2 separate regions of the Homo sapiens genome follow, and region 2 is linked to region 1. Evidence: read pairs that join two places in POLR2A ChIA-PET (ENCODE). Cell type or tissue: PC-3. All regions are shown on one strand. Each heading gives the region's core, and the rest is flanking DNA. Links, peaks and the distances in the headings are about the cores only.

Region 1 (16,363 bases), core at 4,689-9,688:
GATCAGATGGTTGTATGTGTGGCATTATTTCCGAGGCCTCTGTTCTGTTCCATTGGTCTATATATTTGTTTTGGGTAGCAGTACCATGCTGTTTTGGTTACTGTAGCCTTGTAGTATAGTTTGAAGTCAGGTAACATGATGCCTCTAGCTTTGTTCTTTTTGCTTAGGATTGTCTTGGCTATATGGGCTTTTTTTTTTGTTTCATGTAAAATTAAAGTAGTTTTTTTCTAATTCTGTGAAGAAAGTCAATGGTAGCTTGATGGGGATGGCATTGAATCTATAAATTACTTTGGGCAGTATGGCCATTTTCACAATGTTGATTCTTCCTATCCATGAGTATGGAATGTTTTTCCATTTGTTTGTGTCCTCTCTTATTTCCTTGAGCAGTGGTTTGTAGTTCTCCTTGAAGAGGTCCTTCACATTCCTTTAAGTTGTATTCGTAGGTAGTTTATTCTCTTTGTAGCAATTGTGAATGTGAGTTCACGTATTATTTGGCTCTCTGTTTGTCTCTTATTGGTGTATAGGAATGCTTGTGATTTTTGCACATTGATTTTTTTATCCTGAGATTTTGCTGAAATTGCTTATCAGCTTAAGGAGATTTTGGGCTGAGACCCTGGGGTTTCTAAATATACAACATATACAGTCATGTCATCTGCAAACAGAGACAATTTGACTTCCTCTCTTCCTGTGTGAATACCTTTATTTCTTTCTGCCCTGGCCAGAACTTCCAATACTGTGTTGAATAGGAGTGGTGAGAGAGGGCATCCTTGTCTTGTGCTGGTTTTCAAAGGGAATGCTTCCAATTTTTGGCCATTGATTATGATATTGACTGTGGGTTTGTCATAAAAAACTCTTCTTATTTTGAGATACATTCCATCAATGCTTAGTTTACTGAATTTTTAGCATGAAGGGGTGTTGAATTTTATTGAAGGCCTTTTCTGCATCTATTGAGATAATCATGTGGTTTTTGTCATTGGTTCTGTTTATGTGATGGATTACGTTTATTAATTTGCCTGTGTTGAACCAGCCTTGCATCCCAGGGATGAAGCTGACTTGATCATGGAGGATAGGCTTTTTAATGTGCTGCTGGATTTGGTTTGCCAGTGTTTTATTGAGGATTTTCGTATTGATGTTCTTCAGGAATATTGGCCTGAAATGTTCTTTTTTTATTGTGTCCCTGCAGGGTTTTGGTATCAGGATGATGCTGGCCTCATAAAATGAGTTTGGGAGGAGTCCCTCTTTTTCTGTTGTTTGAAATAGTTTCAGCAGGAATGGTTACTGCTCCTCTTTGTACCTTTGGTAGCATTTGGCTGTGAATTCGTCTGGTCCTGGGCTTTTTTTCGTTGGTAGGCTATTAATTACTGCCTCAATTTAGAACTGGTTATTGATCTATTCAGGGATTCGAATTCTTCCTGGTTTAGACTTGGGAGAGTGTATATGTTCAGGAATTTATCCATTTCTTACTAGAGTTTCTAGTTTATTTGCATAGAGGTGTTTATAGTATTCTCTGATGGTAGTTTGTATTTCTGTGGGAGATCAGTGGTGATATCCCCCTTATCATTTTTGTTGTGTCTATTTGTATCTTATCCCTTTTTTTCTTTATTAGTCTGGCTAGTGGTCTATTTTGTTGATCTTTTCAAAAAAGCAGCTCCTGGATTCATTGATTTTTTTTTGAAGGGTTTTTCATGTCTCTGTCTCCTTCATTTCTGCTCTGATCTTAGGTATTTCTTGTCTTCTGCTAGCTTTTGAATTTGTTTGCTCTTGCTTCTCTAGTTCTTTTAATTGTGATGTTAGAGTATCAATTTTAGATCTTTCCTGCTTTCTCTTGTGGGCATTTAGTGCTATAAATTTTTCTCTAAACACTGCTTTAGCTGTGTCCCAGAGATTCTGGTACATTTGTGTCTTTGTTCTCATTGGTTTCAAAGAACTTATTTATTTATACTTTAATTTTGTTACTTACCCAGTAGTCATTCAGGAGCAGGTTGTTCAGTTTCCATGTAGTTGCGTGGTTTTGAGTGAGTTTCTTTTTTTTTGTTTTGAGGTGGAGTCTTGCTCTGTTGCCAGGCTGGAGTGCAGTGGTGCGATCCTGGCTCAGTGCAAGCTCTTGAGTGAGTTTCTTAATCCTGAATTCTAATTTGATTGCACTGTGGTCTGGGAGACTGTTTGTTGTGATTTCCATTCTTTTACATTTTTTGAGGAGTGTTTTACTTCCAATTATGTGGTCAATTTTAGAATAAGTGCAATGTGGTTCTGAGAAGAATGTATATTCTGTTGATTTGGGGTGGAGAGTTCTGTAGATGCCTATTAGGTCAACTTGGTCCAGAGCTGAGTTCAAGTCCTGAATATCCTTGTTAATTTTCTGTCTTGTTTATCTGTCAAATACTGACTGTGAAGTGTTCAAGTCTCCCACTATTATTGTGTGGGAGTCTAAATCTCTTCGTAGGTCTCTAAGAACTTGCTTTATGAATCTGGGTGCTCCTGTAGTGGGTGCATGTGTTTTTAGGATAGTTAGCTCTTCTTGTCGCATTGATCCCTATACCATTATGTAATGCCCTTCTTTGTCTCTTTTTTTTTTGAGACGGAGTCTCGCTCTGTCGCCCAGGCTGGAGTGCAGTGGCGGGATCTCGGCTCACTGCAAGCTCCGCCTCCCGGGTTCACGCCATTCTCCTGCCTCAGCCTCCCAAGTAGCTGGGACTACAGGCGCCCGCCACTACGCCCGGCTAATTTTTTATATTTTTAGTAGAGACGGGGTTTCACCGTTTTAGCCGGGATGGTCTCGATCTCCTGACCTCGTGATCCACCCGCCTCGGCCTCCCAAAGTGCTGGGATTACAGGCGTGAGCGTCTCTTTTGATCTTTGTTGGTTTAAAGTCTGTTTTATCAGAGACTAGGATTGCAACCCCTGCTTTTTTTTTGCTTTCCGTTTGCCTGGTAAATATTCTTCCATCTCTTTATTTTGAGCCTATGTGTGTCTTAGCACATAAGATCGGTCTCCTGAATACAGCACACCGATGAGTCTTGACTCCATCCAATTTGCCAGTCTGTGTCTTTTAATTGTGGCATATAACTTGTTTACATTTAAGGTTAAGAAGTTCTCCTGGATAATATCCTAAAGAGTGTTTTCCAGCTTGGTTCCATTCTCCCTGTCACTTTCAGGTACACTAATCAAATGTAGGTTTGGTCTTTTCACATAGCCCCATATTTCTTGGAGGCTTTGTTTGTTCCTTTTGATTCTTTTTTCTCTAATCTTGTCTTCATGCTTTATTTCATTAAGTTGATCTTCAATCTTGGATACGCTTTCTTCTGCTTGATCGATTCGGCTATTGATACTTGTGTATGCTTCACGAAGTTCTCGTGCTGTGTTTTTTAGCTCCATCAGGTCATTTATGTTCCTCTCTAAACTGGTTATTCTAGTTAGCAATTCATCTAACCTTTTTTCAAAGTTCTTAGCTTCTTTGCATTGGGTTAGAACATGCTCCTTTAGCTTGGAGGAGTTTGTTATTACCCATGTTCTGAAGCCTACTTCTGTCAATTCGTCAAACTCATTCTCCATCCAGTTTTGTTCCCTTACTGGCAAAGAGTTGTGATGATCCTTTGGAGGAGAAGAGGCATTCTGGTTTTTGGAATTTTCAGCCTTTTTGTGCTGGTTTTTCCTCATCTTTGTGGATTTATCTACCTTTGTGTTTTCATGTTGACCTTTGGATGGGGTTTCTGTGTGGACGTCCTTTTTGTTAATATTGATGCTATTCCTTTCTGATTGTTAGTTTTCCTTCTAACAGTCAGGCCCCCCTGCTGCAGGTCTGCTGGGGTTTGCTGCAGGTCTACCCCAGAGCCTGTTTGCCTGGGTATTACCAGTGGAGGCTGTCAAACAGCAAAGATTGCTGCCTGTTCCTGCCTCTGGAAGCTTTGTCTCAGTGGGGCACCTTCCAGATGCCAGTCAGATCTCTCCTGTATGAGGTATCTGTCGACCCCTGCTGGGAGGTGTCTCCCAATCAGGAGGTACAGGGGTCAGCAACGCACTTGAGGAGGCAATCTGATGCTTAGCAGAGCTTAAGCACTGTGCTGGGAGACTCCCTGCTCTCTTCAGAGCTGGCAGGCAGGAGTGTTTAAGTCTGCTGAAGCTGCGCCCAGAGCCACCCTTTCCCCCAGGTGCTCTGTCCCAAGGAGATGGGAGTTTTATCTATAAGCCTCTGACTGGGGCTGCTGCCTTTCTTTTGGAGATGCCCTGCCCAGAGAGGAGGAATGTAGAGAGTCAGTCTGGCTATTGTGCCTTTGCTGAGCTGTGTTGGGCCCCACCCAGTTCGACCTTTCTGGTGGCTTTGTTTACACTGTGAGGGGGAGAACCGCCTACTCAAGCCTCAGTAATGGTCGACACCCCTGCCCCCACCAAGCTGGGGTGTCCCAGGTCGACTTCATACTGCTGTGCTGGCAACGAGAGTTTCAAGCCAGTGGGTCTTAGCTTGGTGGGCTCCATGGGGGTGGGATCCACTGAGCTAGACTGCTTGGCTCCCTGCCTTCAGCCCCCTTTCCAGGGAGTGAACGGTTCTGTCTCACAGGCATTCCAGGTGCCACTGGGGTATGAAAAAACACTCCAGCAGCTAGCTTGGTGTCTGCCCAAACGGCCATCCAGTTTTGTGCTTGAAACCCAAGGCCCTGGTGGCATAGGCACCAAAGGGAAACTCCTGGTCTGCAGATTGCAAAGACCATGGGAAAAGTATAGTATCTGGGCTGGAGTGAACCGTTCCTCACTCCACAGTCCCTCACGGCTTCACTTGGCTAGTGGAGGGAGTTCCCTGACCCCTTGCACTTACCGGGAGAGGCAATGCCCCAACCTGCTTTGGCTCATGCCCCACCCTGCTTTGTCTCACTGTCTGTGGGCTGTACCCACTCTCTAACCAGTCCCAATGAGATGAGCTGCGTACCTCGGTTAGAAATGTAGAAATCACCCATCTTCTGTGTTGACCTTGTTGGGAACTGCAGACTGGAGCTGTTCCTATTTGACCATCTTGCCAGCCACCTTTTTTTTTTTTTTTTTTTTTGAGATAGAGTCTCTCTCTGTTGCCCAGGCTGGAGTGCAGTGGTGCGATTTCAGCATATTGCAACCTCCGCCTCCTGGGTTCAAGCGATTCTTCTGCCTCAGTCTCCTCAGTAGCTGGGACTACTTAATTTTACATTGTTAAGAGTAAACAGGGTTCTGTATTCTGTATATAAAGAACTGACATAAGGAAGCATCCTTGAGTAGTGGAAATGGGTTTTCTAACCATGGCTTTAGTATTTAAATCTTCTGTACCTCTAATTTCTTACATAGTAAGTGGAAGTTCAACAACTGGAAGATCTCTGTGGTCTTTAGCGTCCTCACCCTCTCTCTATGCTTTCTCATTCAGCAAACATTTGTCAAGTGTCTACTCTGTGGCAGAATTTGTGTAAGAACTTGGGGATAGTCTGTCTTCAGATGAGCTCAGAGTCTAGTAGGAGAGAGGGGAAAGGGACAAAAGAGAAAAAAAAGCAATACTTGTAAGTCAACCGTTAGAAGCCAGTGTGGTGAGTGCCTCAAGAGTGATAATCACTTAGTGGTGGACCACTGAGGAGCCTCCCACTGGGGGTCAGGGTGCAGTGGGGGAGGTCTAGGAAGATTTCTTGGTAGAAATCACATTTAAGTAATCCTCAGGTAGTCAGCCAAGTGTATTAATGGGCAAATGGCATTTTATGACAAAAGCTACTTGGTAATCATTTCATGCTTGAAATTTTGGATAAATGAATTGCTAAAGATGACCAAGCAAGAAAAGACTGCAACGCTTTTTTTCTTTATTACCCATGGCCAGATTTCCTAGTTATTTTCTCATTGCAAAAGAATGTGAAACAAACTGATTAAGTGTAAAATAACTCTTAACTCTTATTTAGACTATCGTAGTCATCTTCAAAACTCTTTGAGATCATCTTGAGAATTCACAGTTTTCTATTCTTTTTGTTGCTAGCAGGTGAAATTATGTACCTTTGGAACCCTCTGTATGGGTCAGTCTGTGGTACTCACAGTAGTCTTTATATAGGAGTGTTTGCATGTGATTGCAGGTCAGCGGAGAAGCAAACAAAGCAATAACCAAAAAAGGTGTGCTGAAAGTTGCTGTTTCAACTCATAGACATAGTAATCTAGTTGAAGTATTTTAACAATCTCTTCAGTGCTATTCAGAAGACAAATACATTGAACTTTGTTAATCTATTGAGATTTTCAGGATTTTTAAATTGGTTAGGATATAAGAATTCTTTCTTCCTAAGTTTTTCCCTTTGCTTTCATAGTCATTTCCTTTAAAACCTGATTTAAAGCTTTGTGTTGAAGAAGGCTTCCATCATTACAAACTCTCCTTATGCAATTTATTTACATACTTCAGTACAACTTATTACCCAGTTTGTATTCTCATAATGAGTTGATTCTAAATTAAAATACAGAGATATTTCTGTTATGGCCATGATGACCCAGGCACACATAGAAGGTGGCTGTGGGATGTGAATAATAATGCCTAATTTTAATTCATAAAAGCAGTTGTCTGTTTTTTCATACAACCTTGGTATTGTACTGTACTTATTACTGGTCTTTTGTACTGTGTATATATGGTCTTGTTATTTTTATTAGGTAGTTTATCTAAGTTTTAGTTCTAGTTATGTAAGTGGATAAGATTCACATTGATTTTGACTTTCATGATTTATTACATTAATGCAAATCAAACATTGACCAGAGAGAAAAGCAACAACCTTTCTTAGATGAAACAATGCATTCCTAACTTATGCTGTTAGGACCAATTTTTTTTTTTTTTCCCTGCAAATGTGACAGGCTTCTTGTTCTCTAGCAGTGACCTCTACCTTGGCCCTGACTCAGCTGGTATGATGGTTCTTTGTGCAAATATTTTCTCAACCTTCAATTTGTCACAAGTAGCTAAGCATTATCCCGTGAATAATAGATTTATGATTTTGCTAGCATTAGCACAGTGACTAGGATACTAACTTATTCCAGCTGTGTTTCCTGGGTTTGAGTTTTCTTCCCAGGAACTGGCCTTTCTGAGCAAGAAGAGAATGAATGGCCGATTAAGTAGATTTGCAGTAGGTGTACACTGGCAGCCTAGAGGAAGATTAATCTGAAGACAGGTTGAGAGCACCTGGAACATTTTAGGATTTAGGTGATCTGACTATTAAGTGTTGCCAAGTCATGGGACCTGGTAACTACCATGTTACTGATGGGGAGACTGGATCTTAGAGAGTTAGAGGATCTTGTCAAAAAGTCATCCCATTCTAAATTTAATACACTCTTACTGAATCCAAGTTTCATGTTCTTTCCATTCCATAACAGTTATAAAGACCAATGGAATGAATAGATTCTTAATGGTAAGGAAATAATGACTTCCTGGACACAATATATTTTTAAAAACCGGAAGTAGAAATTACTTCGTACTTTTCCAGGATGTTTCAGTCATTTAAAACAATGCTGAGATTTCACTTCCTTCACTTTTTTGCTTTATGAGATTTTGTCCCTTGTCTTAAATACTGTGAAAACAAGAAACCTCCACAAAATATTGAAGCAAGAAATATATCTACCACATCATAAAAATAATGTGTTTTTATATTTTGGTTATTGTTTACTAAGTTATTTTCTACCTTAGGTTATAAACTAGAGTTGAAAAGGGCTGAACTGCTTATTTTTAAAAAGTGATTTAATAAGATTATTGTTTAGGAGATGTAGAGAGAATGATAGGCTAAAAAAATGCCTTGAATTGTAATGATGTCATGTGTTGAGAACCAAAAAGCGAGTTTGGGACTTAAGCATTCCCTTGAAGAATAGATGGATAAGAAAAAAAGTGAACGTTATAGATTTTGGAGAGTTGAACTGTTGGTGGTGGAGAATGACAGACTAAAATGAATATAGTAAGTGAGATAGGAATTAGCATGTTGAATGAACATTTGTAATCAGAGTAGATAATTCATAGGGGACAAGAGAGAGATAGGGATTAGATAGTGTCAGAATTAGGAAGATGACCTTTATTTATGGTATATAAGTCAAGTTATAGAACAGAGAAAACAAAAGTGGTGTTTTAGAAATTTTATTTTTTTTCTTTCTTTCTTTTTTTTTTTTTTTGAGAAAATGTCTCGCTCTATTGCCCAGGCTGGAGTGCAGTGGCACAATCATAGCTCACTGTTGCCTCAACCTCAAGGCTCAAGTGATCTTTCCATCTCAGCCTCCCAAGTAGCTGGAATTACAGGCGCATGCTGTCACATCCAGCTAATTTTTTATTTTTCGTAGAGACAGGGTCTCATTATGTTGCCTAGGCTGGTCTCAGACTACTGAGCTCAAGCAATCCTTCCACTTCAGCCTCCCTAAGTGCTAGGATTGCAGGCATGAGCCACTATGCCTGACCTCAGAAATTTTAATTTGAGGAAATGTAGACACCATTTAGGAAATTGATTGTGGTTTTAGGATCCTGCACTCTGGCAACAATAGTAGGCTTTGAGAGATGAAGGATGTGATATTGGATGAACTGCATGAGTTAAGGATGAATCTGAGATAGAGGTTCTGAAACTTGAGTGTGTATTAGGATCGCCTAAGGAGCTTGGTAAGGTTCTGATTTTGGCAGGTTGGGTAAGAGGACAGAAATTGCATTTTTAAAGGCAGTCTCGGCATTTCTGATGTAAATGGTAAACAAGTTCCTAGCCAGAGACACCAGGATAATCATAGATAGAGAAATGGAAATTAGGAGAATAGTTTTATAAGATGAAATGGTAAGTTTAGTTTTGGATAAGTTGAGTGTTATCTTTATATATTGCAATGAGTTTGATGACAGGACATCCAAATGGAACGAGCTGTCCAATAAAAATAGATCTTTGTGTTGGATTGTAGTGTGAGAGTGGATGATGTATCAGAGGAAGGTGTTGGAAAAAGAACAAGAGCATGTCCTTTTCTTCTGATTAATTCATCTAAGAAACACTGGGGCAGTGATGGGTCTCTTTAGTTACGTCAGGTCAACACAGTTTCATTCTTGTTTCTCTTCTAAAAAAACATTGACGCTTCTTGTTTTATTTTCTTAACTCCTGGGAAACGTACATAAATGTCTTTGCCACAGTCAAGCTGGTCTTGACTGGATAACAGCATTTTCAATCACTAAAGTCAGCTATTTGAGTTGTTCAGTAGAGGCACATTAAAATAACTCATAAATAAGTCAAGACAAGTTATAGAGAAGAGAAAGTTATAGAGAAGAGAAAACAGAAATGGTGTTTTAATTTGAGGAAATATAGACACCATACAGGAAATTGATTGTAGTTTTAAGATCCTGGGCTCTGGTAAGCAGTAATAGAATTTGAGAGGAAAGTTTATAGTATCTGATATGTCCCTATATATAAATGATTCTTAATCCATATTTTTCAGGACCCTTAGGGAGCTTTTCAGATAAGTTTAGCTAGCATTTTTAAATTATTGAAAAAATGAACTCTTCTCTTAATTTGGAAAAAAAATACTGTGTTGCAGTCTTTAGAAGAATCTTAGTATATAACATACTCTGGTCTCAAAATCAAATAAGCAGTGACATTGTGCTATAACCTAAAAATTGATATGAATCACTGTGATAAAGGAAGTTTACTCTAGTTTATTCATAGATGAAGAAAAGTAGCCTGGTAGCTTGAAGCTGTTCTTTTAGCTTTGCTGCAGATTTATAAAATGTTCAACATTTCCATTTACCTCTGGACAGGCTGTAGTTTTTTTTTGTTTTTTTTTTTTTTTTTTTTTTTTTTTAAGGATTAAGATCCTTGAAGCTAGAGGTCTTTGAAACTGCATCTGAGTGGAAGAGGTCTAGTGTAAAGTGACTCATTCTTAAACATATTCAGAAATGCTGTGGGCCAAATTGAATCCCTTGAAATATAACCTGTATACACAGTTTCCAGAACATGAGCTAGTTGTGTTTCAGAAGTTTATGTGTAAGACAGCTGTTTGGAACTCAGAACACATTTTTTTTTTCCTTATTGAAGCAGTACAAAAATTACTGGCTATGTTCCCAGGCCAGTTCACAAATATTTTTCACCCAAATGTACTTTAAGTATTAACTGTACAATTTCCATTTATTGAGTTGATATTTTTGTTTCTGTGGGAAAATATATCCCAAATCAGTTTGAAAGAAATAGGTTATCTTTGCTTAGCTGGATTGGGGTCTTCTCAGAAGATGTCACTGGTCATTCATAAAAACCAGTAATTTATTAATTGTACATTTTTAACCCCTTCCTCTCAATTATAAAGGTACAATTTCAGGTTATTCATTCCCCTAGTGATTACTATTTTAGAAAGTAGCCCCGGTTTCTCTGTCTTCCTCTTTCTTTACTTTCTCTTTTCTCTCTAAATGTTGGGTCATTATTAAGTTTATGTCTCTATATCAGGGATTGTGTGTTCAGGTTTGGTTACAAAATGGTTAGTGCTCCTGTATTTTTTTTAGCCAGCATTGATTAACAGAGTTAATCACTTTCTGTCTTTAAAAGAGACTGATAAGGGCTTATGATATAAAGTTTATTTGGGAAATTATCTGTTATCTGTCAAGTATGGTGATGACTGGTATTGTACAGGACAGAAAACTAAAATACCTACTAAATTATTAATAACATAAAATAATACAAAAATTATTACGGCATTGTTTATTATGTTGGATTTTAGTTCTTTGGTGAGTCATGCATAATACATTATCTGTTATATTTAACATGTTTTATTCTTTTTTTTTTTTTTTGAGATGAAGTCTCGCTCTGTCACCCAGGCTGGAGTGCAGTGGTGTGATCTCGGCCCACTGCACCTCTGACTCCTGGGTTCAGGCGATTCTCCTGCCTCAGCCTCCCGAGTAGCTGAGACTATAGGCATGTGCCACCACGTCTGGCTAATTTTTTATATTTTTAGTGGAGACGGGGTTTCAGTGTGTTAGCCAGGATGGTCTCGATCTCCTGACCTCGTGATCCACCTATCTCAGCCTAACATGTTTTATTCTTAATGCATATTTTGTTTTGACTGGTTGTGGTTGGTGAATATATGTGTTCATTAAATAAAAGAGGTTCTTTTTAGCAGGGAGTAAGGCTGTTTTAACTTCAGCCTCAGGGAATGTTTTACTTTGATGGGATGGCTGTTATTTTGAATGGAATCAAGGATCTGGAATCTTTTATTTATTAATCATTCACTCTACATGTATTTATTGAGTATCTGCTTGGTGTCAGGCTCTATTCTAGGTATTGGGGATACTACAGTGACCAAAACAGACATGGTCCCTTCTTTATGTAGGTTATATTCTTGCTGGGGATCTAGAGAATAAATGAGAATTGAATAAGTAAGTGTGTGTTGCGATATATTGGGAAGGTAGATCCAACTTGGCTAACAGATTGGCTATGGTATATGAGAGTAAAGGATATCAGCCAGGTTTTTGGTCTAAACAGCTAGAATCCTGTAATTGCCTTTCCCTACAGTGGGGAAGACTGAAGGATATGGGGGCTTGTGGGAGTAAGAGGGGATCAAGGATATGGTTTTTACATATTAAACTTGAGGTGCCTGTTAGACATTCAAATTGAGGTGTTCGAAAGGCAGTTTAGGGGAGATGTCTGGGTTGAAGAGAAATTTGGCAGTTGTCACTAGAGAGTGAATATAGGAAAAGAAGAGATTCGAGTCACAAGCCCCAGAGCTCTCCATTATTGAGGGGCTGGGAAGACAAGGAATCAGCAAAGTAGACCAAGAAGAGCAACTGTGACCATCAAGAATAGCTGAGGTAGATGGTTCCCCAAAAGCCAAGTTAAGAAACATGTTTCAAGAAAATGGGGTGATCAGTTTTGTTAAATGTTGCTGATGGTTCGACTAAGATGAGAATTGACCATTGAGCAACATTGAAGACATTGGTAATCTTTGAATGGAGTCATTTTCATGGAGAGGTGGGACAAAAGCTTGAATGGGGTGAGTTCAGGAGAGAATTTAGAGGAGATAATTAAATTGAAGATTAACAAGTCAGACTGTTTATCAATCTGTAGACAATTGACAATGAGTTCCTGAGAGGATGGTTGGGATATGAGGCCAAATCAGGGGATATAGAGAATGTTATGGTGATAAGAGGCTAGGTGGTGAAGGATGACTTGGGTATCTTGGTCTTCTTTTTCATTTTCTTTTTTTTTTTTTTTTGAAATGGAATCTTGCTCTGTCACCCAGGCTGGAGTTCAGTGGCGTGATCTCGGCTCACTGCAACCACTGCCTCCCAGGTTCAAGCGATTCTTCTGCCTCAGCCTCCTGAGTAGCTGGGACTACAGGCACGTGCCACCATGCCCGGCTAATTTTTGTATTTTTAGTAGAGATGGGATTTCACCATATTGGCCAGGCTGGTCTTGAATCCCTGACCTCATGATCCACCCGCCTCGGCCTCCCAAAGTGCTGGGATTACAGGCGTGAGCCACCATGCCCGGCCCATCTTGGGCTTCTTGTGGTGACTGATATGAAGGGGATAAAGTGAGTGTTTAGCTCCAGTGTCTTCAAAGTAGATTGTGATGCAAAGCCTGTGAACGTTGAGGGATAGGGAATGGGGAGTGGCATAATTCTCCTAGGCCATAAAGTGATTTCTTATAAGATACCTAGCTAAGGAATAATCTAGGAGAGTAAATTGTTTCAGTTTACCTGAGATTGAATTGTACCAAAAAGCCAAATTATGGCTATCTACTAAATATAGAGCCTGCATGTTTTTAATTGATTTATGATTATAGAGTAGACTAAATTTTTATGTGACATGTAAATGGCTACTGAAAGAATAAATGCTTGAAAGACTGAATAAATATTACAGATTCTCCTTCAGTAAAGTTATGAAAGCCTGATAAATAATTCTAGGCATGATAGTATTTTTCCTAAAAACTTACTCCTTTTCTTGGAGGCTGCTTAAAAATTTTACATTGCCAATTCATTTCTCGACACTTTTTTCTATCTTGATCTTTTTTTTGTGGGCTGCATTCATTTTCATTCAGTGGTTTCTTCGCTGAGTGCTTTTCCCAAAATAAACACCAGTCATATTTAGAATGAAATAATGACCTAGTGTAAGTATTCTGAATACTGTTTCAACTTTTCAACATTTCTGAAAATTCTAGACTGATTTATTTTCCAGAATCCATTTAATTTAGATGTTCAGAGTAGTGCTTCTTCTTAAAACATCAACAGTTTTTGTTTTGTTTTGTGAGACACGGTCTCGCTCTGTTGCGCAGGCTGGAGTGCAGTGGCGTGATCTCAGCTCACTACAACCTTCGCCTCCTGGGTTCAAGCTATTCTCCTGCCTCAGCCTCCCGAGTAGCTAGGATTACAGGCATGTGCCACCAGGCCCAGCTAATTTTTGTATTTTTGGTAAAGATGGGGTTTTGCCATGTTGGCCAGGCTGGTCTCGAACTGCTGACCTCAAGTGATTCCTCCGCCTTGGCCCCACAAAGTGCTGGGATTATAGGCATGAGCTACCATGTCCAGCCAACATCAACATTTGTAGTGATAGAATTTGAGTTGTTTAGATCAAGTTTATGGTGCTTTCTGGGCAAATTCTGAAGGGAGAGACAGTTGGTTTACTATTAGAGTTTACTTGTTTGAGCAAACTCTTTTATTTTGTTAATCAGATTTGTCATATATTTGTAGTGCCAGATTACATTTTTAGTTTTTCTGCAATAAATTGTATTAAATTCAGTTTATTAATAGCCAGGTATATCCTGTATATCTCCATTAGTGAGTCTTTATAGGAGAGTGTAGCTGTTAATCAGTGCTGTCTCTGTGAATTTTCTTGGAGATCTCTCAATGGGATTTGTGGTTTGAGTGTATCACCCTTAGGTTTTTACAAAAGATAATAAGCACTAATGTTAAATGCTACTTAGCAAATGGATGCAAAGCTTTGACAGTAATTTTAGGTTATTTCTAGATAGTGTGGACTTAAAAAAAGTTTTTTAGAAAGCTGTTTTCAGTTGACTTAGAGTTACTTGTAATCTGTTATTATCAAGGTCACCCCATGGAAGATCTCTGAATACCCAATGAGGCAAGTGTCATTATTACCTCTTAATTTTCTCCAGGGGAAACACCAAATTCTGTGGTGGCTTAGGTGAAGGAGTAAGGCTCTTTACTCAGCTTTTGTTTTTAATTGTAACTGTGCAGATGTCTCCTATGTCCTATGGCCAGTTATTTAAAATAGTGAAAGCCAAATGCTAGTTTGGTGGTGTGCAGGCATAACTCAATTATCTGACAAGAGAAAAAGAATGGTTGAGTATATGTTACTTTGGTTGACAATGTTAAAGGTATTTTTTTTTGGTTTTGGGGTACCTTTTTAGTATTTACCTGTAAGGATTGAAATATTAAGTCAGAAAATTCATAATACTTGTGAATTGGTATAATTGTCTAGACTAATGCTTCTTTTACCATTGGCGTAATTGTCTAGATTGATGCTTGTTCTTAAAATTTGGCCACAACTCTACACTCTAAGCTGGGGTGTCCAATCTTTTGGCTTCCCTGGGTCACACTGGAAGAAGAATCGCCTTGGGCCACACATGAAATATACTAACAATAGCTGATGAGCTAAAAAAAAAAAAAAAAAAATCACAGAAAATCTCATAATGTTTAAGAAAGTTTACGAATTTGTGTTGGGCCGCTTTCAAAGCCACCCTGGGCCTCATGCGGCCCGTGGGCCACAGGTTGGACAAGCTTGCTCTAAGCAGTGCATTGGCACATTTATGTGCGTGTGTGTGTATTAATATTGTATTAATATTACAGTTATATATATAAAATAAAAGTTTCATGAAATAGTACTTACTTTTACATTGTACAGTACATTCTAATACTTTTCTAGCTGTTTATAAAATATTCAGTTTTTGAGACAGGGTCTCACTCTGTCGCTCAGGCTAGAGTGTGGTGACGCAACCTCCTGGGCTCAGGTAATCCTCTCACCTCAGCCTCCCAAGTAGCTGGGACTACAGGCGCATGCTACCATGCCCAGTTTAGTGTTTTTTTTTTTTTTTAGAAAAAGTTGGACATGAGCTAAATTGATTTCATAACCCTTACTGAGTCATAACTTGCTTTTTGAAAAATCCTGGCCTACCTTATCTCTGAGGTGCCGCACAACTATGGAGTATGTTACTGTGACAGTGTACATAAAAATAACTTCTTTGATCTGGGTTCTTATGAGAAGGATAAAAATATTGAATATTACTCAAAGCCCACTGACCATAAGAAAGTGATCTCTACCATCAGATAATTTTAAAAATGCATATAGAAGAGTCATATATTTGTATAACTAATCTTTGTTGAGTGGCATCTGTGTGCCACGCTCTGAACTTACCACTGCCTATTTGAAGGTGAACAAACAGGCCGTCCTTATCTCCAGGAATTTCAGTGTAGTGGAAGAGATAATAAGCAAGTGAATAAATATTTGTAAATTGCTGTGCAGCTGTGCTAGAGAATAATGGGAGATGGTTGCTTGCTCACAGTTTTTCATCATCTCATTTGTATCTAGCTTAAAGAAGAAAATGTGAGCTAGAAGCTTAGGTTTTTGGTCTCAGATGTCACATTCTTTCTGTTGAGTAGGGTACCCTTGTTCCCATAAACCTTCTTAGGCAGGGGGCCCAGTGTACTTATTTATTTATTTTTTTTGAGACACAGTCTCACTCTGTCGCCCAGGCTGTAGTGCAGTGGCAAGATCTCGATCTCGGCTCACTGCAACCTCTGTCTCTCAGGTTCAAGCAATTCTCCTGCCTCAGCCTCCTGAATTGCTGAGACTACAGGAGTGCGCTACCGCAGCCGGCTAATTTTTGTATTTTTAGTACAGATGGGGTTTCACCATGTTGGCCAGGCTGGTCTCAAACTCCTGACCTCTGATGAGCCTGCCTCAGCCTCCCAAAGTGTTGGGTTTACAGGCATGAGCCACTGTGCCTGGCCTACGTTTTTTTTAAAAAAAACTTATTATTACAGATAATTATCTTGTGGGCATATTTTCACCTTGTATTACAGATAATTTTCTTTTCAACCTCCAGCTGGTGTTATTTTCAGGTGAAGTCTTCATCTTAGGCTATTATACATACATATGTACATATATTCTAATACAATTTTGTATTTCTTGTCTTTTCACACTAGTGTCCATATTTTCATAGCAGTCATGAAGCAAAATTGAGGTTGTTACAAGTTGCTGTGATTATTACAGAGAAGAGTTTCTTTTTTTAATTTAATTTAATTTTTTTTAATTATACTTTAAGTTCTAGGGTACCTGTGCACAATGTGCAGGTTTGTTGCATATGTATACACGTGCCATGTTGGTTTGCCGCACCCATTAACTCATCATTTACATTAGGTATTTCTCCTAATGCTATCCCTCCCCCAACCC
Region 2 (16,363 bases), core at 6,366-11,365, 260 kb before region 1:
AAATTGGAATCCTTGCACACAGTTGATGGGAATGCAAAATCATGCAGCCACTATGGAAAAGAGTATGGCAGTTTCTCAAAAAATAAAAACATAGAATTACCATGTGATCCAGCAATCCCTGTCTGTGTACATATACAAAAGAATTGGAAGCAAGATCTCAAAGAGGTATTTGAACACTCATGTTTATAGCAGCTTCCACCAAGAGGTGGAAGCAACTCAAATGTCCATCAGTGAATGAAGGGATAAACAAAATGTGGTATATCCATATGATGGAATATTATTCAGTCTTAAAAAGGAAAGAAATCATGTCACACACTACAACATGGATGAACTTTGAGGACATTACACTAAGTGAAATAAACTAGTCACAAAAAGACCATACCACATGGTTTTACTTGTATGAGATATCTAAAGCAGTCAAGCTCATAGAGACAGGCTGGGTGGAGTGGCTCACACCTGTAATCCCAGCACTTTGGGAGGCCAAGGTGAAAGAATCACTTGAGCCCAGGGGTTCAAGATCAGCCTGGGCAATAGAGAGACCCTGTCTCTATTAAAAAAAAAATTCATAGAGACAAACAATGGATCATGGTTACCAGGGACTGGGAGAACCAGGAAATGGGGGGGTTGTTGTTTAATGGATATAGAGTTTCAGTTTTGCAAGATGAAAACATTCTGGAGATCCATTGCACAACAATGTGAACATAATGAACACTATTGAATGCTATACCTAAAAATAGTTAAGACTGTAAATGTTATGTTGGATTTTTTATCACAATTAAAAATAGAAAAAAAAAGTATTTCTGGATAGGATTAACTTTATGGCTTTAAAAGAAGGCAGCTTTAGGAGCCTAATTCCAGGCTCACCACAGGATTCCCTTTACCCTGCTATCTCCCTTACTAACCTGTTTTATGCCTTAAGTGTTACCTGTGGAGCATCCTTCCTTGTGGTTATGAGCATATTCCCCATTGTGAATAAATACCTAAAGTAACAACCTGTAATCAAGCATTTATATTTCTAAGGACATTTATGACAGATTGTTACAAGTAAGCTTTGACTGAATACACAAAGGAAAGAGCAGGAGGGCAGAGTGTCCTTGGTGAAGGGAGATTAAGAGTCTGGTGAAGCCTGGTTATTTACCAAAAACTTCATCTACTTAACTCCAATGTCAGGCCTGCAAAAATATTTTCCCTTCCTATTTCCTGTTGCCCTGGGGAAAGTTGCTGTTACCATAGAAAAGGGAGTCTATGTGTGTAACCTATGCATTCCTTTCTAGGGGCAGACAAAAGACACATTGTGAGTGAATGACTTTCACAGCTCTTCAGCTCTAGACCATTAGTATGCTCAGTTTTAAGCTCTATGTTTCCCTTTTTGAAGTAGTTAAATCCTTTATTGACTGTTTCTTCTCATTTCCACATCATCTTTTAGTTCAGTGGAGGAACATTATATTACGATTCTTACTAAGGGGCCAGAAGTGTCAATCCATTTTAAGGTCAATTCAAACACAGACCGCTTACCTCTCAGCCCTATGCTGTGGAACTTCTGGAAGAAACCCCATTCTTAATTTTATGATGTTTTTACACATATACCCCCACAAAAAGAGGTTACCATAGAAACTGGGGAGCAAGTAACTTGGTAACTTTAACAGAAGTGCATACTTGCTATTGCCAAAGCTGGAATAACAATTGTGCATTTACCAGGAGAATACAAGACTTTCTATTGTAAAGTCGACTACTTCTTTTTTACCAGGTGCTCCATGATTCTTCAAGTGTATTCCCAATATGAGACAATGTTTTCTGTATTAGTGACTTAGAAAAATATTTGGGTTTTTTTTTGACATAGCAGTATGTCAGTGAAAAAAATTAAATTGACATGATTTATATTACCTTATGTGTCTACATCATTCCTTTTGCTTCTAAGGCTTTACAAGGACATCCTTGAAGATTTTTGTGAGGGGTTGGCTCCCTTTATTTTTAATTAAACATTGATATAATTCATTGTACAAAATTTGGGGAGCACAGTGAACTGTAAAGAAGATTTTAAAAACCCATAAAGCCTTTGTCTCTCGCTCCAGCCAGAGCTTGGGGTTAGTGCTTCACTGCCCTGTGTCCTCCGCTCCAGGAGGTCTCTGTGATTGTGCCACAGCCTAAGCCTCCATCGCTCTGTGACCTGCTGGTATTGGAACATTCATAGCAAAGACCCCAGGACACTCCTGAAGCCAAGAAGGAGGAAAAGAAATAGCCCTGCAATGTGAAGAGACATGAGACAGTAGCCAAACTCCCAGAAGACAGGAGAAGACAGAATACCTCCTAAATCTTTATATGAGGCCAGCATTAACCTACATCAAACCAGACAAAGACATTACAATAAAATAAAACCACAGACCAATATCTCCTATAAATGTACATGCAAAAACCTCAACAAAATACTAGCAATTCAAATTCAATGAGGTACAAAAACAATTACACACTATGACCAACTTGGATTTATTTCAGATAATGCAAATCTGGTTCAACATTTAAAAACCAATTAATGCAATCCATTCCATGAAGACTAAAGAAGAAAAATAACATGAGCATATAAATGGAGAAAAAAACATTTGAAAACATCTAGTACCTTCTCGTGGTTAAAAGACTGGGCAAAGAAGGAAAAGAAGGGAACTTCCTCAACTTTATACAAAATATTTTTTAAAAACTCCAACAGCTGGCCAGGCGCGGTGGCTCATGACTGTAATCCCAGCACTTTGGGAGGCTGACGCGGGCAGATCACCTGAGGTCAGGAGTTCAAGACCAGCCTGACCAACATGGTGAAATCCCATCTCTACAAAAAATAAAAAATTAGCCAGGTGTGGTGGCAGGCACCTGTAGTCCCAGCTACTTGGGAGGCTGAAGCAGGAGAATCGTTTGAACCCGGGAGGCAGAGGTTGCAGTGAGCCAAGATCACGCCACTGCACTCCAGCATGGGCAACAGAGTGAGATTCCATCTCAAACAACAACAACAACAAGAAAAAAAAAAGCCAACAGCTACCATCATAACCTAGACTGTGAGAAACTAGAAGTTATCCTGCCAAGATCAGGATCCAGTCAGTGATGGCCTCTATCAGCATTCCATCTCAACATTTTACTGAAAATCTGAATAGTATAATATGGGGCAAAGTGTATACTGTTTGGGAAGGATAAAATAAAACTGCCATTTTTTGCAGATGACTAAATTGTCTATGTAGTAAATCCAAAATGAGCAACCTAAAAAAATCTGGAACTAATAAACAATTATAATAAGGGTACAGAACACAAGATTAATATACAGAAGTAAATTGTTTCCTATATAGCAGGTATGAACAAGTCAAATTTGAAATTTTAAATGCCTTAACATTTAAATTAGTGCTTTTCAAAATGAAACATATAAATCTAAAAAAATATATTCAATATCATTTTGATAAAAACTATATAATTCTGATGAAAAAATCAATAACCATATACAATATTATAGGTATTCTCAAAGTATTTTTCTTCCAGTCTGAGCCTCGTCTTCTTATTCAAATGAGAAGCAGTGTATTTCAGAGTATAGTTTGTATTTCACAGAAGAAATATTTCCTTCTCATATACAAGCAAACTCAGTATTGTCAAGATGTCATTTCTCGGCTTCATCTATAGATCAACACAATCCCTATCTAAACCCAAAGAAATTATGTTGTGGATTTTGAGAATACTTTCTAACATTTATATGAAGAGAAAAAAATCAAAACAACACAATATTGAAAAAGAACAAGAAAGAGGACTGTTATTACTCAACTTCAATACTTATTATAAATCTGTAGTAATCACGAAACATTGTATTGGCAAAATAATCCACAAATTGATTAAAGGAACAAACACAAATCTCAAATATCTACAAAAATACAGTTAACTGATTGTTCACAAAGAATAAAAAGCAATACAATGGAGAAAAGATAATCTTTTAACAAATGGTGCTGTAATAACTGGACATCCACATGCAAAAAAAAATTTAAAAAGAATCTAGACATAGTTATTACACTCCTCAAAAATTATCTCAAGGCCAGGCATGGTGGCTCACACCTGTATTCCCAGCACTCTGCGAAGCTGAGGTAGGCGGATCACCTGAGGTCAGAAGTTCGAAACCAGCCTGACCAACATGGTGAAACCCTGTCTCTACTAAAAATACAAAATTAGCCTGGTGTGGTGGTGCGCGCCTGTACCCCGGCCACTAGGGAGGCTGAGGCAGGAAAATCACTTGAACCCGGGAGGCAGAGGTTGTAGTGAGCCAAGATCATGCCACTGCACTACGGCCTGGGCAACGAGAGTGAAACTCCGTCTCAAAAAAAAGAAAAATTATCTCAAAATGTATCAGACTTAAATGTAAACACAAAACAATGAAACTAAAAGAAAACAGGAAAAAAAATCTAGATGTTCTCAAATAGAGCAATAATATGCTGTTCTTCATTGAAATTTAAAAACAAAGAAAAACTCTGTAAAAGATATTGGTTCTCATTCTAATAAGAGGAGAAGGCACAGACCAGAAGAAAAATATTTTCAAAACACCCACCTGGAAAGAAATATTATCTAAGATATGTAACAAACACTTAAAATTCAACAAAAAGAAATGAACAACTCCCATAGATTACACACATTTTACATATCATATATTACTTTTTAGAATCCCTAACAGAATGAAGTCCTAACACACCCAAATTATAATTTCTGAGCACTCTTTCAGTAAGACATGTAAAGGCACAGGAAAAGCTGAAAGACTTTTTTGTATTCCTGGTCTACCTCATTAAAATGTAATCCTCGGCCAGGCCCGGTGGCTCACGCCTGTAATCCCAGTAAGAGGTGACAGTGTGCCGGCAGTCCTCACAGCCCTCGCTCACTCTCGGGGCCTCCTCTGCCTGGGCTCCCACTTTGGTGGCACTTGAGGAGCCCTTCAGCCCACTGCTGTACTGTGGGAGCCCCTTTCTGGGCTGGCCAAGGCCGGAGCCGGCTCCCTCAGCTTGCAGGGAGGTGTGGAGGGAGAGGCGCCAGTGGGAACCCGGGCTGCGCGAGGCGCTTGCGGGCCAGCTGGAGTTCCGGGTGGGCGTGGGCTTGGCGGCCCTGCACTCGGAGCAGCCAGCTGGCCCTGCCGCCCCGGGCAATGAGGGGCTTAGCACCCGGGTCAGCGGCTGCAGAGGGTGTACTGGGTCGCCCAGCAGTGCCAGCCCACCAGCGCTGCGCTCAATTTCTCACCGGGCCTTAGCTGCCTTCCTGCCGGTCAGGGATCGGGACCTGCAGCCCGCCATGCCTGAGCCTCCCACCCCCTCCATGGGCTCCTGTGCGGCCCAAGCCTCCCCGATGAGCACCACCCCCTGCTCCACGGCGCCCAGTCCCATCAACCACCCAAGGGCTGAGGTGTGCAAGTGCACGGCACGGGACTGGCAGGCAGCTCCACCTGCAGCCCCGGTGCGGGATCCACTGGGTGAAGCCAGCTGGGCTCCTGAGTCTGGTGGGGACGTGGAGAACCTTCATGTCTAGCCCAGGGATTGTAAATACACCAATCGGCACTCTGTATCTAGCTCAAGGTTTGTAAACACACCAATCAGCACCCTGTGTCTAGCTCAGGGTTTGTGAATGCACCAATCGACACTCTGTATCTAGCTACTCTGGTGGGGCCTTGGAGAACCTTTGTGTCCACATTCTGTATCTAGCTAATCTGGTGGGGACGTGCAGAACCTTTGTGTCTAGCTCAGGGATTGTAAACGCACCAATCAGCACCCTGTCAAAACAGACCACTGGGCTCTACCAATCAGCAGGATGTGTGTGGGGGCCAGATAAGAGAATAAATGCAGGCTGCCCGAGCAAGCAGTGGCAACGCTCTCGGGTCTCCTTCCACACTGTGGAAGCTTTGTTCTTTCGCTCTTTGCAATAAATCTTGTTACTGCTCACTCTTTGGGTCCACACTGCTTTTATGAGCTGTAACACTCACCGCCAAGGTCTGCAGCTTCACTCCTGAAGCCAACGAAACCACAAGCCCACCTGGAGGAATGAACAACTCCAGACGCGCCGCCTGAAGAGCTGTAACACTCACCGTGAAGGTCTGCAGCTTCACTCCTGAGCCAGTGAGACCACGAGCCCACCAGAAGGAAGAAACTCCAAACACATCCGAACGTCAGAAGGAACAAACTCCAGACGCGCCACCTTAAGAGCTGTAACACTCACCGCGAGGGTCCGCAGCTTCATTCTTGAAGTCAGTGAGACCAAGAACCCATCAATTCCGGACACACCAGCACTTTGGGAGGCCGAGTAAGGCAGATCATCTGAGGTCAGGAGTTCAAGACCAGCCTGGCTAACATGGTAAAACCCCATCTCTACTAAAAATACAAAAAAATTAGCTGGCATGGTGTAGCTGTAGTCCCAGCTACTCGGGAGGATGAGGCAGGAGAATCGTTTGAACCTGAGAGGCGGAGGTTGCAGTGAGCTGAGATCGCGCCACTGCACTCCAGCCTGGGTGACAGAGCGAGACTCTGTCTCATAAATAAATAAATTAATTAATTAATTAAATGTAATCTTCGAAGGTGTTGTAGCCAGCTCTCCAGGCTCCTAAGATTGTGAGGAATGCATGTCTTCCTTCCAGGGCAAAGAGCAGCATTGAATAATAACATAATAGCTGTAACATGGATTTTTCAAGCATGGCTTCAATTTGACACGTCAGAACATTTGAGATTCTAAATCACTGCTCCAGACTGTTTTACATCGCTCCACTGACTATAGGAAATTTTTACTGAAATCAAGGTTTAACAAAATAACTTACTTATAAAGTCTAACAAGCGGAAAGAAAATTAGCCAGAGATAATCAGTTCTTCCTGAAAAACACTCTTTTCTCATTAAATTTTTTCTGACGTTAGTTTACTGATTTCAGGTAGAATTTTAAATTCTCCTTAAAAACAGAAGCAAACAAAAGAACTAACTGATAAAAACTAATAAAAGCTTGCTCAAATTAAAAAAAAAACCATAAACCCACTATCCGGAGTTAATTTTAGTTAATAATTTGACCTAAGTTCTCCAAGTATTTTTTCAAACATAGTTGAGATTGTTGAGGGCTTTCATTGCAATTGTAAAAGGAATTGCAGGTGCCTGCTTAAATGAATGACTGGGATACATGTATAAAACTGCCTTGTCTAGTTATTTCTTTACCTTTATTCCTTAGCAATAGAATCTAGTCAAGCCAGCTATTATTCAGCATAATTTGTTAATAATATGCTCTCATTTTTGCCATAAAATATATATTTTCTCTGACATGTAGGGTTTATGTAATTTTGGAATTTATTTCATGGAGAAATACTAGCTAGAGGGAAGAAATCAAGAAATACCTTTGGTACCACAGTGTCGGAGGATGGATCTATCTGGATAACACTCCCTGCTGACAAGGTGAAGGTTGTGGGACTTAACATGCCAAGAGGGTGTATGGTGATGATGAAAGATGAAACTGTCATGGCTAAAATTGAGCAACGGCTGCTCCTTTTGTAGGGGAGAAAGTTTTCTTTTCTTTTCTCTACCCCTCTTAGAATCATTGGCTGGGGCCCTGTAAATTAAACTGACAAAAGACACATTAATAAGAGAAGAACAAACAGAAGTTTGTTAACATGTACAGTATGCGTACACAGAAGAGCACTCAAAGGGATGGTTAGCATTTGGGCTTACATAGCATCTTAATAAATTTTAAACAATAAATTTTAGAGATGTGACAAGATGAAGGAAAAGGACTTTGAGTTTCTAGGGCAGCAAATTATGGGAAGGCAAATATATGGGGGGATGAATGAAAGATAAGGGCTAATTAATAAGATTTGTTACATGGATTCCTCTAGTGCAATCTCCAGGCTGATAAGGGTCTAGAGCTGTCTCCAATAATTACCTCTGTCCTTCCTGGTGGAGAGGAGAGAGAGGCACATTTACAAATTTACATTCTGCTTTTAATCAAATGAGGGAGGGAAGAGAGTTTTTCTTATGTCTGTTTCTTCTTAATTGTCTTCAGCTCAAAATAATCAATATGCCAAAATGACATATTTTGGGGTGCATCTTCTGCATCTCTTCACTGCCATTTCTCTTGGTAATGAACCTTGTTGCTGCTTGTAAGATTGCTTTGAAAGTGATGGGACTGAGGATGTTTGCGACTGAAAATTACAGACAGCTGGGCAATGCTGTAATCAGAAAAAGGATCATTGACTTAAATAAAGCTTCCATCAAAATATATTCTTTATAAGAAGATTTGCAATATTAATAGCCTTTCTCTCAAGGTATACTAGAAAGCATTCAGTGAGTCTTACTGTATGTCAGGTAAGCCTTGTTCTCAGTCTTTTCTGGAAAAAAAAAAAAGAATTATCAGACGTCAAATATAAAGAATATTTATCAGTATTTATTCTAAAAATCTCTGAGAACACTTAAATTTTTTTTTTAAATTAAGCTCATGTCTTCTCTTCTTTGTAATGAACCAGAAGGATTACTGGGTGTCTTCAGCGGAAAACTAGGCAGTTGTCTAAGCACATTATTACTGTCATCTGATCTATAGGTTCTCTGTATTTTTCCTCATCTTTGAGTTATTTTATAATTCTTGTAAGTTGTAAGTAACTGATAGCAATGCAAGTAATTACTCTACAGAATCACACAAATTAATTTTGTCTTAGGGAAATTAAACTGATTTCTCTCTACTTCCCATGGAATAAGACCTTTTTACACCAATTTGTAAATAAATTCCCACATACTTATTGCTTATATATGCGCATATTCTTTAACACTCATTTGGATCAATTGTAACATTTATGGGTCCCTCATTAGTTAATGAGTTAAATAAAATCATTGACAGGTATTCATTTTGTATTTGTATGTCAGTCACAATTATACCCTATTTTAAGCTTCCAAATCTACTTTTCTTTTTTTATTCCAAGCAGTACCCATATTGTATACATCCTACCTTAAATATATTTTAAACTTATCTTTTCTGTTCCTTTTGCCTTATCTTGGCCCTCATTATCTCATCAGGAGTACAGCAACAATCTAACTTGTATGTAAGTGATGAATAAATTCATGAACTCCCAGGTTTAGGATCAGGATTATAACAGTTATTGTCAATAATGGGAACAGCTGAAGTGAAAATAGAAGATACCAGGGCTCTAGGAAGATTACTCTTCTAAAAATGTTGCTGAAATACAGTTTCATTGTATTTCTTTCTCTGATAAAAGCACGTTAGTGCAATATGCACATTCCTTACTTCCACAATAATATCATTGCTTTAGCACCCGAAATTCAACTGGCTTTGCAGTGGCTTGAAGCCTAGTAACATCTCCTCCATTTTTTAGGCATTGCTCGATGATACCATTTGTTCATCACTTAAAGTAAAAACTATTGGAATATTTAAATTAACAGTAATCAACTTAGGGTTTTTAAAAAATTTGTAAACTTAATAACAGGATTAGATTTGATTGGTTGTAGCAGGGGGTGGGGAAGGTGGCATCAGCGACATTAACTTCAAGAATGATCGTTGCCCAAAGTTGTTTTGTTGTTGTTCTGCAAACATTTCTTCTGGTAATTACTAAACTTAATGTCCATGTATATTCTTGTGGTATCATAAAAATAGCATAAACTCTAGCTCAAAATTCTTAAACATGATCTGAATATACTAATTTAAGATAGAGAATATACCAAATTAAAATATGCCTTGTGTAAACTCTTGGACCTCGGAATGACACCTCAATCCACTCTTTGGAATCTAGAGGTCACATGCAGGGGCAGGTGGATAAACACGAGGTTTCCATAGTACATTCTGAAGCTGGAGGGATGCTCAGCAATTACCCAAGAAATACAGAAAATATCCTCAAACAACCTTGTTTCCTGAAGTTTCTTTGATTGTACATACAAATTATTAAAAACAATACACTTGGAAAGGCTCAGAAGCCATGCAGTACTGCCTAAGTATAAAAATAGGAAGACTAACATTCTTGAAAGCCTCAGGCATACTGAATTTGTCATTAACAAAACATTTGAATTCATGAGGACCAAAGGCTGGAGAAAAAGAGAGGCTATCCTGCCCCTACTTAAGTTGAAACTACAAAGGCTATATATGTTTCCATTTTCTGCTGCCGAATGACAATAAGGTAAACAATGTTAAGAATATCAGTTTGATATGCATTGTAAAATGAATAAGATATAAAAATACTCTTCTGAAACAAAAATTTTAAAATTCAGGTTTTTCTGAAGCAGCTTCGTTCAATACTTTTAAAATGATATTTTGCCACAGATATGAACTTTTATGAATGCCTGGACACAATTAGAATTCATCTATATATGTTTACAAAATGTCCTCTTTTTATTGATAGTTATTTTCTACAAAAGTTGTTGGAGTTTCTCTTTAAATAACATAAACCTATTATTAGCTTTCATTAAGAAAATTATCCAGCACATGGTGAAACGGGCAATAAAATGAAAAGAAAATTATCCATAAACATTACATAATTACACCACCTAAGACTTTCCAATCTATTTGGCTTATCAAGTCTCCTTCAAGTTTTTAAAAACCATTTTGCCTGTTTTCTATGGTAGATAATAAAAAATTGAATTTAAGCAAAATATTTTATTTTATATTAGCATATCAATAAAGAATACAAATAACATTTACCTAAAATAGTTTTAAATATTAATATGGGGTCACTGATCACTTTTAAATATATAACATTTACATATAGTTATATGTACTATATAAATATATAAATAATACTATAATATAAATACACGTTTATATTTATATAAATGTCCTATATATTTATATTACAAATATAAATATGTAAATTTATATAAATAGAAATGTGTATATTTATCATTTATCTATGTAACAATATAATTCATATAAAATATATTACATAAATTTTTATATTCATATTATAAATATATGTATTTATATATGTATATTTTTAGACATAAAATATATGTCTATGTAAAGATATGAATAATATAAAATATTATGTTATTTTATAACAATATAAATTTAGGTGTCTTTCTATTCAGAAAAAATGCCACTTGATTTACTTTAAATTGTGTAAGACAAAAACTGCTTTGTCAAAAATAATATTTAAAATGAAATATGTTTTCTTTGGGGACTGGATGCATGTTAAAAATACATATTAATACATAACTAAATGTTATGCATCAAAAAGACCAAAACGCCTTTCATAACCTTGCAATTTTAGCATATGCTTTATAAACTTAACTGGTTTGTATTTTTAGGCTATTTTGAAGATCTTTCCATAAATAAAATATTTCTTAGGAGTACAGTGCTTGTTTTCCAATACTTGGATGATGTATTATTGTTTTTCTCATTGTGTGTTTTTATATTTTTATGTATGTATTATTTTTTTCTCAAGTTTTTTCCTTGAAGAACTATTTAATAGTGTAGCTTCTGGATCTGGTGAATACCAGTTTTTGTATTACAATCATGAACAAAGCAGAACTGCCTGCATAATACTATGACTAAATGGATGAGATTGATTTATTCCAGTAACTAACAATATCAAAAGGCGAGTAAACTTTTCCATGGGGGTACAATACATAACCAATTCATAAGAATTTCTTCAATGCTTTTCCTTGGATTAAAATCACATTATGGACAAATGAAGTCATTAACAAATCTCTTGAACCTGTCAACCTATTTTGCAAAATGTACAATTTCAGAAATTTTTATATGAATAACATGTTATCTGTCCAAAATTATGCTTTTATTTTGACAATTCTTCAGAAATATTTCAGAATTCAGAAACAGAGGTATATCAAAGCAATCTAAAATACTTCTAGCATCTCTCTTTTTATGTAGTAAATATAGAAATCTTTGTGATTTCTGCATTTTCCAGGGGGGTCCCTGGGCAATCTAAAAGATAATTGTAATTTTAGAAAACATCTTCGAGTTTGCTTCAGCAGCAAGTGTACTAAAATTAAAACAATATAGAGAAGATTAGCATGATCCCTGCACAAGTGTGACACACAAATTTGCGAAGCATTCTATTTTTTTTTTCGACAAATGGTTATCTATTTCAACTGGATATCCACATGCGGAAGAATAAAGTTGGACTCTTACATTATACCATATATAAACATTAACTTAAAGTGAATCAAAGGTCCAAGCAGCAAAATCTAAAACTATAAAACTCTTAGAGGAAAACATAGGAGGAAAGATTTATGACATCAGATTTGGCAATGACTCCTTGGATATGACATCAAAAGCACAGACAACAAAAAAAGTAGATAGATTAGACTACGTTCAACATGGAAAGCTTTTGTGTAGTATGCTAAGTAAGACTCGTCACAAATAGACAAATACTGTATGATTGCACTTATATAAGCTATCTAGAATAATAAAATGTATAAAACAGCAAGTAGAATGGTGGATGCTGGGGCTGTTGGGAGAGATGAATGGGAGCTATTGTTTAATAAGTATGGTGTTTCAGTTCTGGAAGATGAAAAAGTTCTGGAGATGGATGGTAGGGACAGGTGCACAAACATGTGAATGTACTTAATGCCACAGAACTGCACATTTAAAAATGGTTAAAGTGGCAAATTTTATGTTTTGTATATTTTACCACAATGAAAAAACAAAAAGACAATCTATTCTTTTTTTTTTCTGTGTTTAGAATCTGATCTTGAAGAAACAGAATTATCAGAAAAGATCTGGTCATTTGATTGATACAGTATCACAGTTGCCTGTGAGCAATGACTGATTATAGCTTAATTATACATAAAGTAACAATATTTTATAAAAGATGAAAGTAACACAATTATAAGAAACTTTAGTTCTCCTGAAATGATGAACTTTAAAAAAATTGATAACAAAATAAAATCAGCACAAATTTCAGGAAATTATTCTGGTGATATACAGAATTCCTGCTAACTCTGTAGATTACACAGACGGTAAAAAATAATCTTATTCCCTTTGTTAAAAGCCGATTAAATATTTCAAGATCAATTTATGTTTTAACAGGGAGAAGATAAAATTCCAGGATTGCATTAATGTAGTCTTTTGCAGTAAAGGATATTAAAATATCTTTATAAATAAACCCATTAAAATTAAGCAAACTTCCTCCAAATTTTAATATATTTCATCTTTTTTCCTAGACTAAGATATTATAAAGTATGGTAAATAAAATTCATTTTTCTCAAACCTTATACAACTTGCTATGTACACTCAAGTTTTATCCCTCACTATAATCTTTAATATTCTGGAACAAATTGACACACTATTCTGTTTTTACTTGAAAACCATATCTGGCGGCCCTCTGGTTGTCAAGGGTTGCTTCTTTCTCTATTTGTATGATTTTATTTTTCCTTAATTTATTGAATTTTTCTTTTTTTTTTTTTTAACTTTATGTTCCAGGATACATGTGCAGAACGTGCAGGTTTGTTACATAGGTATACTAGGTATACGTGTGCCAAGATGGTTTGCTGCACCTATCAACCTGTTACCTGGCTTTTAAGCCCCATGTGCATTAGCTATTTGTCCTGATGCTCTCCGTCCTCTTTCCCCCCACCGACAGGCCCCGCCCAGCAGTATGTGTTATTCCCTCCCAGTGTCCACGTGTTCTCATTGTTCAAATCCCACTTATGAGTGAGAACATGTGGTGTTTGGTTTTCAGTTCCTGTGTTAGTTTGCTGAGGATGATGGCTTCCAGGTTTATCCATGTCCCTGCAAAGGACATGATCTCATTCCTTTTTATGGCTGCATAGCATTCCATGGTGTATATGTACCACATTTTCTTTATCCAGTCTATCATTGATGGGCATTTGGTTCAATGTCTTTGCTATTGTGAATAGTGCTGCAATAATCATACGTGTGCTAACCTTCTCTCCCTGGAACCTTCTGGAAAGTGAGGAGCGCCTCTGCCAGGCTGTAGCACCATCTGAGAAGTGAGGAGCGCCTCTGTCCCACCCCAGTGCAACTCTACAGGTGTGAAGTGGCAGTCTAGTGTGTGATCTTTCTGCCCTCCTCAAGTTTGCATTTTCAACATTAAAGTTTACTTCTAAATTAAAAGACTTAAATTGGGGAAGATAAAAAAAAATGTGTACATGTGTCTTTATAATAGAATGGTTTATATTCCTTTGGGTATATACCCAGTAATGGGATTGCTGGGTCAAATGGTATTTCTGGTTCTAGATCCTTGAGGGATCGCCACACTGTCTTCCACAATGGTTGATTAATTTTTATTACATTAATTTACATTCCCACCAACAACGTAAAAAGTTGTTCTTATTTCTCCACAGCCTCGCCAGCTCTGTTTCTTGACTATTTAATAATTGCCATTCTGACTGGCATGAGATGGTATTTTATTGTGGTTTTGATTTGCATTTCTCTAATGATCAGTAATGTTGACCTTTTTTTTAAATACGTTTGTTGGCTGGATAAATGCCTTCTTTTGAAAAATGTCTGTTCATACCCTTTGCCCACTTTTTGATGAGGTTGTTTTTTTCTTGTAAATATGTTTAAATTCCTTGTAAATTCTGGATATTATACCATAGTCCTTTGTCGGATGGGTAGATTGCAAACTTTTTTCCCATTCTGTATGTTGCCTGTACTCTCTGATGATAGTTTCTTTTGCTGTGCAGAAACTCTTTAGTTTAATTAGATCCCATGTGTCAATTTTAGCTTTTGTTGCAATTACTTTTGAGGATTTCATCATAAAATCTTTGCCCATGCCTATGTCCTGAATGGTATTGCCTAGGGTTTCTTCTAGGGTTTTTATGGTTTTAGGTCTTACGTTTAAGTCTTTAATCCATCTTGAGTTAATTTTTGTTTAAGATGTAAGGAAGGGGTTCAGTGTCAGTTTTCTGCATATGGATACCCAGTTTTCCCAACACCATTTATTAAACAGGGAATCCTTTCCCCATTGCTTGTTTTTGTGAGGTTTGTCAAAGATCAGATGGTTGTAGATGTGTGGTGTTATTTCTGAGGTCTCTATTCCATTCCATTGATCTATATGTCTGTTTTGGTACCGGTACCAGTACCATGCTGTTTTGGTTACTGTAGTCTTGTATAGTTTGAAGTAAGGTAGCTGATGCTGCCAGCTTTGTTCATTTTGCTTAGGATTGTCTTGGCTATGCAGGCTCTTTTTTGGTTCCATATGAAATCTAAAGTAGTTTTTCTAATTCTGTGAAGAATGTCAATGGTAGCTTGACGGGAATAGCATTGAATCTATAAATTTCATTGGGCAGTATGACCATGTTCATGATATTGATTCTTCCTATCCATGAGGATGGGGTGTTTTTCCATTTGTTTGTGTCCTCTCTTATTTCTTTGAGCAGTGGTTTGTAGTTCTCCTTGAAGAGGTCCTTCACATCCCTTGTTAGCTGTATTCCTAGTTATTTTATTCTCTTTGTAGCAATTGTGAATGGGAGTTTGCTCATGATTTGGCTCTCTGTTTGTCTATTATTGATGTATAGGAATGCTTGTGATTTTTGCGCATTGATTTTTTTATCCTGAGACTTTGCTGAAGTTGCTTATCAGCTTAAGGAGATTTTGGGCTGAGACGATGGGGTTTTCTAAATATACAATCATGTCATCTGCAAACAGAGACAATTTGAATTCCTCTCTTCTTATTTGAATACACTTTATTTCTTTCTCTTACCTAATTGCCCTGGCCACAACTTCTAATACTATGTTGAATAGGAGTGGTAAGAGAGGGCATCCTTGTCTTGTGCCTGTTTCCAAAGGGAATGCTTTCATTTTGCACATTCAATATGATATTGGCTGTGGGTTTGTCATAAATAGCTCTTATTATTTTGAGACATGTTTCATCAATACCTAGTTTATTGAGAGTTTTTAACATGAAAAGTTATTGAATTTTATCAAAGGCTTTTTCTGCATCTATTGACATAATGATGTGGGTTGTCATTGGTTTTGTTTATGTGATGGATTACGTTTATTGATTTCCATATGTTGAACCAGCCTTGCATCCCAGGGATGAAGCCAACTTGATTGTGGTGGATAAGCTTTTTAATATGCTGCTGGATTCGGTTTGCTGGTATTTTATTGAGGATTTTTACATCTATGTTCATTGGGGTATTGGCCTGCAGTTTTCCTTTTTTGTAGTGTCTCTGCCAGGCTTTGGTATCAGGATGATGCTGGCCTGGTAAAATGAGTTAGGGAGGAGTTCCTCGTCTTCAATTGTTTGGAATAGTTTCTGAAGGAATGGTACCAACTCCTCTTTGTACCTCTGGTAGAATCTGGCTGTGAATCTGTCTGGTCCTGGGCTTTTTTTGTTGGTAGGCTATTTATCACTGCCTACATTTCAGAACTTGTTATTGGTCTATTCAGGGAATTGACTTCTTTCTGGTTTAGTATTGG

The links. Peaks named below come from ENCODE experiments on the same cell type or tissue, not always from the same donor. Only the 100,000 strongest peaks of a DNase experiment are listed, where the experiment ranks them.
Region 2: POLR2A ChIA-PET joins it to region 1 with 6 read pairs; 3 of 35 experiments call an interaction of 5 or more read pairs at or near these places.

The regions. Positions count from the first base shown.
Region 1 is chr7:94,965,616-94,981,978 of GRCh38, forward strand. The region is part of intron 2 of PPP1R9A (protein phosphatase 1 regulatory subunit 9A); the gene reads left to right. Among named protein-coding and RNA genes, the nearest start is that of PPP1R9A, 66 kb to the left of the region's middle. RefSeq lists an enhancer at 3,483-4,325. In PC-3, for the core only: no CTCF peak of the experiment used is centred there; a DNase peak (open chromatin) is centred at 6,886; H3K27ac peaks cover 3,112 bases.
Region 2 is chr7:94,700,472-94,716,834 of GRCh38, forward strand. It overlaps the pseudogene RNU6-956P. Among named protein-coding and RNA genes, the nearest start is that of PEG10, 52 kb to the left of the region's middle. In PC-3, for the core only: no CTCF peak of the experiment used is centred there; no DNase peak of the experiment used is centred there.